2 separate regions of the Homo sapiens genome follow, and region 2 is linked to region 1. Evidence: read pairs that join two places in POLR2A ChIA-PET (ENCODE). Cell type or tissue: K562. All regions are shown on one strand. Each heading gives the region's core, and the rest is flanking DNA. Links, peaks and the distances in the headings are about the cores only.

The links. Peaks named below come from ENCODE experiments on the same cell type or tissue, not always from the same donor. Only the 100,000 strongest peaks of a DNase experiment are listed, where the experiment ranks them.
Region 2: POLR2A ChIA-PET joins it to region 1 with 5 read pairs; 4 of 35 experiments call an interaction of 5 or more read pairs at or near these places.

Annotation. Positions count from the first base shown.
Region 1 is chr6:139,608,388-139,612,793 of GRCh38, forward strand. No RefSeq gene overlaps it. Among named protein-coding and RNA genes, the nearest start is that of LINC01625, 140 kb to the left of the region's middle. In K562, for the core only: no CTCF peak of the experiment used is centred there; no DNase peak of the experiment used is centred there.
Region 2 is chr6:139,431,995-139,436,400 of GRCh38, forward strand. It overlaps LOC107986651 (a long non-coding RNA gene), which reads left to right. Exons shown (of 6, transcript XR_001744382.1): 3 at 2,784-2,857; 4 at 4,343-4,406. Among named protein-coding and RNA genes, the nearest start is that of LINC01625, 40 kb to the right of the region's middle. In K562, for the core only: no CTCF peak of the experiment used is centred there; a DNase peak (open chromatin) is centred at 2,227.

The sequences.
Region 1 (4,406 bases), core at 249-4,248:
AAATCCTTCATTTATTTATATTTAAAATATCCTCTTTCTTGATTATTTTAGAGAATAAATTTATATACATTTAGGATGACTTTGCTGATAAGGAAAAGTCTCTTGGGCCTTGCATTTCCTTCTTAATTATAAAGGTTTGTGGAATGTTTTTCTGAGAACAGAAACCCTTCCTGAAGGAGTTATTCTTCCTAGAATGTTAGGAGGGTCTCCACTAGGTAAACAATGATGTCAGTGCAAATGTTTGAGTACTCTTCTCTCCCATCCAACTTGGCTTGGGGTTTTTTAGTTCTATTACTTGACTGTTTTTGAAACAGATTGAAAAATTTGCTCACCAAGAGAACAATGATTAACAAAATCTGTAAATTGCATTTCACTTGCTAATCAATAGCTCAAAAGAAAATCTAAATCCATGACTAATGGCCCAGGAGTAAACTACTTGCTTAGAAAAGCCTCTTTCGGTCAAAATGTTCTTTTAGAAATCTTTAGGGTATTTTTCTTTTCTTCTGTTCCCTATGTTATTATTCTACATTTTTAAAAACTTACACACTCTATAAATAATAAGGAAATATATTCCCAGGCCTCATTCTCTTTTTAAATACACATGAGTATCTATCATCAGTTTTTCCTCTGAATATCTATTCTCGGATTTTCCATGAGACATTGTAGAGTATTGGTTAAGAGTGTCTGCTTTGGAAACAGCTGTTCTGACTCAAGACCTTACCAGCTATGTGGTTTAGATTAACTTTCTTAATTTCCTTATACCTCAGTTTTCTCAATTGTAAAATGGGGATGAAATTTATAATCGTAGTGTGAACTTGATAGGATTGTGGTAAAGTCTGAATGAGAAAATGTAAGCCAAGCTCATGTTCTAGTTCTATCCCACAATAAGTCTCAATGAAGGGTGGCTTAAAAAAATAAGATATACAGGCCGGGCACAGTGGCTTACGCCTGTACTCCCAGCACTTTGGGAGGCCAAGGCAGGTGGATAACGAGGTCAGGAGATCAAAACCATCCTGGCCAATATAGTGAAACCCCGTCTCTACTAAAATAAAAAAAAATTAGCTGGGCATGGTGGTGTGCACCAGCTACTCAAGAGGCTAAGGCAGGGGAATTGCTTGAACTCAGGAGGCAGAGGTTGCAGTGAGCTGAGATGGCGCCACTGCACTCCAAATAAATAAACAAATAAATAAATAAGATATACAAAATAAAAAATTTTAAACTTTCAAAAAATCCCCAACTAAAAAAAAAATCAACAAAATATGTGATCTTGGATAAACAGAGCTTACCTCTCCAGACTGTTCTGTGTCTGAAGTTTTGTGACAGTGGGTAAAACAGTACGCATAGATAGAAAGACTAAGTGACAGTCCAGGGATGCCCATGGCAGTGTGCTGGTCTGTGTATGGAATATCTAGAGTATAGACTCTAGAATGAAAAAGTCAAGAGAAGTTATGTAGATCATAGAAAGATTAGACCAAATGGCCCAGGGAAAAATATGTGTTATCAATTGTATTACTGATTGGAGGGCACCGAGACTATGGCTAGTATTTCCATGTGGGAGTTTACACATTTTTGCCTACACAGAATTCAGGGCCAAAGAGATTACTGACTTGGCCTTATTCATCTGAAAAATTTTAAGTTTCAACAACAAAATGTACCTATCAAGGTTATAACACATAATCATATTAGTTCTTTTTCATATGTGTTTGTCTAGAACTGGTGCATTCATTTATTCCCTAAGGAATCAATGTATATCTCTTTCTTTGTCGGCCAAGCCTCCTAGGTCTACTTTCAAGGCTGTTGAGGTAAACTGATAACACCAATAGGGTATTTGGGGTAATTCTGTGAGGCAATGAGGGATGTTTACTACTCTTATTGGGGGGTGGGAGATGGATGGTGTTACAACTATGGAATGATTCTAAAAGGAGGAGTAAATGTCTGCAGAGTGAGAGGGAAGAGGAGAGAGATATTCTGTATGAATAGAGATGCAGAAGTGATAGACTGGTTGGTAGCAGGAGGTGGATCCAAGGTCAAAGGAGGGTTTGTAGTGAATGTGAAGCATGTGGGAATATTTGCAGGTTGAAGTGGGAAAGTCAGAAAGGAGAGGAAGGTTAAAGGTATAGGAAGAGGGGGGCAAGTTCTCAAAGAAGGTGGTGGTGGCCTTTAACTGAAAGAATACCCCACCATTTGGGGACGTAGAGTAAAGGAGATAAGGTTAGATGTGGGAAAAAACTCTGATAATTGTCATTGATTTTCCTTTGATTAGAAAATACATTTTCCTTTGACCACCAGGATAAAAAGCTGAACTGTTTATTAGAATTTCCCTGAATGCAAAAGAAGTAGAAAAAGAAGAAAACAGAGAAACATATTTTATAGTGGAATACCTGTAAATTCTCTACTTAGAAAATATTAACTTCGAATTCGTTTTTCTGTTTTATCCATCTTGCAGAAAGACTTGTTTTGTGTGGGTGTCAGTTGGCTAAAAACATTATATATTTTTTTACAAAATTCTCAGTGCTTACAATCTTGTGTGTACACAAGGCAGGGACATTCTTTGTATTATCAAATATTTGATTTCCTGTGAGGTTAACATATTTTTATTTCCCTATTTTGTGAATTGTCAGTTTTGTTATCTGAAAGAAAGCTTTTTTTTACAAAACACCTTCAAGCGAAAGAAAAAAAAAATGCCTAGGATTAAGAGAATTCAAATTCTCTGATCTGGGGTGGATGAATGGTGGAAACAGGAAGAAAATAACCAAGGCAGAAAAGATGCACAGAAATATAGACCCTTATATATGAAAGGGACTCTATGCAGTCCTGGTCCAATCAGTATCAAATTAATGAATGTGATGTGTACTTTCTTGATGGAGCATTCCTCTAATATCAGTTTGGTCACTTCTAGAAATAGGGAGATCACTATCTCTTGAGACTGCCCATTCCATTTTGGGTCTCAAAAAGTACCTATGTTTGAAAGTGCCGAAGTTATTACTATACATATGAATAGCAATTAAGTACTAGCTTAGAGAGCCTCATATGTGCCACGTGTAATTCTAAGTACCTCACATGTATTAAATCGTTTAATGCTCAAAGAGTCATCTTAGGAAGTTATGATTATTATCTCCATTTTACAGATAAGACAAATGAAGCTCGGAAAGGTTAGATAAACTTATCAATGTCGCCCAGCTGGTAAATAACGGAGCCTGACACAGGATCCTAGAATTCTAGCTCTAGAGCCTGTGCTTTTAAGCACATCAGTGTTCTTCCTTTCAATGCATGAATGTTCCCAGGTTTTCCTCATCCTTGAATTGGTCAAAGAATTCTACTGTTGCCCACTCAGACTTACCCCTTTCTTTGACTCCCATGGACAGATCTGCTGTTGCCAGACTATTTGCTTAGCCTTTTGTGATGCAGAATCAGGAATGACAAGAAAAAGGATAACAAGCAGATGGGCCAGGGGAAGACATTTCCGTAAAATGTGGCCCAAAACCAACATAGTATGACAAAAGTGTTGGAAGGAAAATGGAAATTTTGAGAAGCCTCGCTGGAGACTATACAATTCATGGCATTCAGAAAACTCAAGGGAGGAAATTGAACTATTCTTATGTTACTTTTTGTTAGCTAGACTGTACCCTGATTACTGCACCAATCTCACACTGGACAACAGAGATCATGGATTTAGCTTGGTTACATATATTTCTGTAAGAATCTGTTGGTTCCTTGATCTTGGACTTCCCAACATCCAGATCTGTGAGAAATAAATTTCTATTGTTTATAAGCTACCTAGTTTATGGTATTTTGTTACAGCATGCTGAACAAACTAAAGATACTTGAGAAATTCACTATTAGGTCTAGCAGGGTTTTTTGTAGGTTTCCTGGGTTATTTTTGCACAATGTTGTTTCACAATAGAGTTTTACTTCTTCTATTCAAATCTGGATACCTTTTATTCCTTTTTCTCTCCCTATTTCACTAGCTGGAACCTTCACTACAATGTTAACTAGATATAAGTTCAGATATCTTTGCATTTTTTCTGGTCTTAAGGGGAAAATAACCAATCTTTCATTATTAAGTACCATGTTAGCTGTAGTTTTTCATCATGTCTTTTATGAAGTTGATAAAGTTTTCTTATATTCCTATTTTGCTGAGAGTTTTTATCAGAAATTTATGTTGGATTTTGTCAAATGCTTTTTATGCTTCTACTGTGATAATCACATGGATTTTATTTTTTAGTGTATTAATAAGATAAATTAAGTTGATTGATTTTCAAATGCTAAGCCAAAATTGTTTACCAACACTGTTTTCATGAGATAAATCCCACTCTTTCATGATGTATTATCATTTTTATGTATTGTTGGATTTGATTTGTCAAATTAAAAAAATTGCATTTTTATTCATGAGGGATATTGGTATA
Region 2 (4,406 bases), core at 238-4,237, 180 kb before region 1:
GGTGTTAATGTACTCCACTGATGGCTGACAAACCCAATAATTGGAATGGCTTGCAGTTAGGGGATGGGAGGAATGGCACTGGAGGATGTCAAAGGGTTGGTAGATGTAGTTGGAAATAGTTTCCCAGGTAAATCTGACAGCCCTCATTCCTTTCTGTTTTGGGAACCACCTACCTATAGATGCCAATGGTTACATTCCTAGCCGATCTCTTCATTGAACTCTGGATCTACTACCTAATCTTCTACAGGAACTTTAGGCCTGGCTGTTTTACTAGAGCCTCAATCAAATGTCCCAAACAAAACCCACTAGTTCCTGCTCCCCCTACCATGGCCAGGATCACGGCTGCATCTTCCACTTCTCCTTCTCCCCTCACATCCTTACCCATGGCTTATAATCCACCTCAAAACCTTCAATTATACTTTAAAAAGTCTCTAGAATATGCCTAATCCTCTCTGGCCCCACTACCACTGCATCAGTCTCTGGACTTGTCTTCGTGGTTGTAAGCTCTCCATGCACGTACTCTATACTGCCATTGGGATAACAGTTGTAAAATAAAAACCTGCCTGCATTACTCATTGCCAATGGCCAGACAGAAAGGATGCTGTGTGCAGTTCTTTGGTACTAGTGTTACTTACCAGCCTCATCTTCTGCCATTCCCACTCTGCCTTTTCCTTGATGTCTGTGCTTCATTCTGTACTTCTTTCCTCAATGCCCCATGCTGTCCCTCGTCTGCCTGCAAAGCCCCACTCTGCTTGGCTAACTCTTCCTATACCTGCACCTTTACATTTGTTATGTCCATCTGGCAAGATTTCCCTGACCCCTTCTAGCTAGGCAGAGTGAGTTTTCTTCTCTTTATTTGCTACCATAATTCCTTGGGTGTTGCAGCTATTTTATACCCCCTACTAGAGTATAAAAGCTTTTTTTTTTTTTTTTTTTTTTTTTTTTTGACAGAGTCTCACCTGGTCGCCAGGCTGGAGTGCAGTGGCACAATCTTGGCTCACTGCAACCTCTGCCTCCCGGGTTCATGCCATTCTCCTGCCTCAGCCTACCGAGTAGCTGGGATTACGGCGTGTGCCACCACTCCCAGCTACTTTTTGCATTTTTAGTAGAGATAGGGTTTCACAATGTTGGCCAGGATTGGTCTTGATCTCTTGACCTCATGATCCACCCGCCTTGACCTCCCAAAGTACTGGGGTTACAGGAGTGAGCCACTGCGCCTGGCCACCTTTTTTTTTTTTTTAAATAAAGAAAAGACAATTGTTAATACATCATTTTACACTTAGAGCCCAAACTGAGCAGACGTTCAGTTAGTGTCTGTTAGATAAATACATGTTGCATAATGAATTATTTCTCATATGAAGAAATAAAGGTTAATTCACATGTCTAAGAGGGACAGAGTGAGTCCTCTAATCTAGGGTTATTCCTAATAAATTATTTATCTGTGATTAGAGAGACTCTGTACATATACATGAATTGGGGTTAAACCTTAATGTGAGATACTATTTGATAGGCTTTTCTAGTTTTCTTTTAAAATTTTGCTACAGAATGATAGCATTCTCAAAGACAGCAAGGGAATAAAGAGCAAATGTGACTGCTTAGAAATGGGGAGCCCACTGCTAACTCTCTGTGTGCTTCTCTTACAGCACTTAGCTCCTCCCAGGCCAGGCTCCCTCTCCATAATATATGTGGGTAGATTAGATGATGTTTAAAGGTCTAACTCTGTAATTCTATTATGCTGCATGTGTCACAGTGCCCTTTAAGCTACTTCCTCCTTAAAAGGCTCAGTGAGCAACCAGTGAAATATACCAGGAAGTATGATGTATCCTGAAGCTTGACACAAAAATCTCTTGGCACAAGTATCCTGGACAACATGCAACTGATGGGCACACCTGGCCGGTCTCAGCTCCAGATGTTTTCCTTAATCCCTGGCCTTTCATCAGGAATGTGGATTTCTACTGCCATTTAATCCCTATCTAAACATACACCCACCTGAACGGTGTGGAGGACTGGATAGTAGATGGAATCAGTTCAAAGTGTAGATGGTGGCATGGTGTTTTTCACAGACAGCCTATCCTGGGGGTCTGTACTAGATATTTTCTCCCTATACCTATGTACAGGAAATTCTCCAGCCCATGAGGAAAGGACCCTATGCTGGTCTAGTACAGGGGCATGTTCAGTTCCCTAGAGGAGTCCCCTATCTTCTCTGCCACCAGCTGCTGCTGATTGGATTAGGGGTGGTGTCTGTCAGCACAGCCAGACTATGAACTGGTTCAAAACCTGTGGCCTGACCTCATGCAAAAGACATCAGCTGCAACCAGACTCTTGAATTGAGAAATACTGAGAGAATGGGACCATTAACTCCATTAATTCCAGAGGAGGAAATGGTAGCTGTGAAGATGCAAGAGAGAAACTCAGGTAAAGTTAGAACCATGAAGTGTCATGGTAACCTGAAGTTATGAAGAAGCAGAAACTGGAATTTTTAAGAATTCAGAGGTTGCACTTCCACGTGGGAGTCCCCGAGGTGTGAACCATACAATCTGGAGTAAAGAATAAATCAGTTAGATAGAAGAGAACTGAGTGGATGAGCAGAGACAGATCACAGGGGTCCCACCACATAACCCTGCTGCTGCTGGCAGAGAATTGTCTCTGGACCTGCACAATCTTCTTGTCCAATTTCATGCTCAGAAAGGTCTGGCCCTACCACAGTGCTTGTTCTTATTTCTGTGAGGTTCTCTCTCCAGTGTGTATTCTTACAACCACCACTCCTCCCTCATTTCTTGCAGTAACTGGAAGAACCTAACACAGACACCTGTAGGGCAGGACTCCTTATTTTCTGACTCCCTGGCTCTGACCACAGGTAGGACATTCAGGTGTCTAAGTATCTGGGTTGCTCTTTCTCCACATTCATGTAACATTTTCATTTGCAGAGCAATGTCTTTAGATAGTCAGCAATCAAATCCCTACACCTTAATACTTAAGGAAATATTTAAATAGGAGTGCCATAATTTAGGGCTTATGGATACCAAGGAAATGCTGGATGGTTTTTAAGGGGTTCTAGAAACCCTTATAACTGTATGCAGTGAAAATGTGTGTGTACGTGTGGGGGGGGTTGCATTTTCCTCGTGAGAGGTCCTGTAACTTTAACCAGCTTCTCAGAGAACTCTGTAACCCTTCATCCCCCTTAAACTGAAGATCACTAGTCTGTGTGGCACGAGCTCAAACTCTAGAATCAGACCTGTGACTGATATCCCAGTTGTACCACTTACCAGCTGGGTAGCCTTGTATATTTACTTTACCTCTCTACAGCATATGTTATTTATGTATGAAATGGGTCTAATACTTATAGTACTCAGTACTCACACACAGAAGTTTTATAAGGATTAAGGGAGGTAACCCACATAATGTGTTTAGCACAGCACCTGGCATATAGCAAGTTCTTACTGATGGTAGATATTACATTTTTGTTATAGTTAATAAATGTAAATGTGACCAATTCATCATTGTCATGTGTTTTCAAATTCTGAATATTTATGTTTTATTGTAGAGGGTGTATTTTTTGTCAGAAAATTATAAGACTAGAGGGAAAGACTAGTAACCAAATATAATTTTTCAAAAGCATAAATTTTATTCTCTAACAAGGCACATCAGAAAATACCATGAAAATTTCCTCATATTTTATAAAATTTATGAATATATAAAATACTGATGAGCTAAATGGATCTATTTTGTATTGATGAACATGATTTTATGTATTATCATAATAATAAAAATTAGATGAATTTAAAAGTCAATTGCTTGGAGGTTAGCAAAATATTGAAATGACTGAAGTTGAAGATTTATTACCACTTAACATACACTTATTTAATACCAAATATTTCACTGTGGAGGAATAGCTGAGAAACCAAATGTATTGACTAGAGTTTATATGAATGTTTCAATATAGCTGCTCTTACTTGATTATGTATTTTAAAATTTTGTTATTATTTTTTATTTATAAAATAGAGACAGGGTCTCATGTTGCCCATGCTGGTCTCGAACTCCCTGGCTCAAACGATCCTCCCGCCTCTGCCTTCCAAAGTGCTGAGATTACAGGAGTGAGCCACTGTGCCTGGCCAATTATATATTTTTAATGCCTAGTAAAAATCCATTATAAGGTACATTTTTGGCATTACCAATTAACTTGGGTGGGAAAATGTGTGATCCACAGCAGGGCAAGATTTCTATTTTAAAATAAAAGCAGATACAGTCAAATGAACCTTACTGGAACGAATAGGAATGATATTATTATGATATTCTGCATCCACATGGCAAGAGATGACACCATTTTCTGAATTTACTTCAGATAAATATCCCGCAGTGGAATCAGCCTTCCCAGGGACCTCCCTGGACTCTGAGAAGTGATTAAA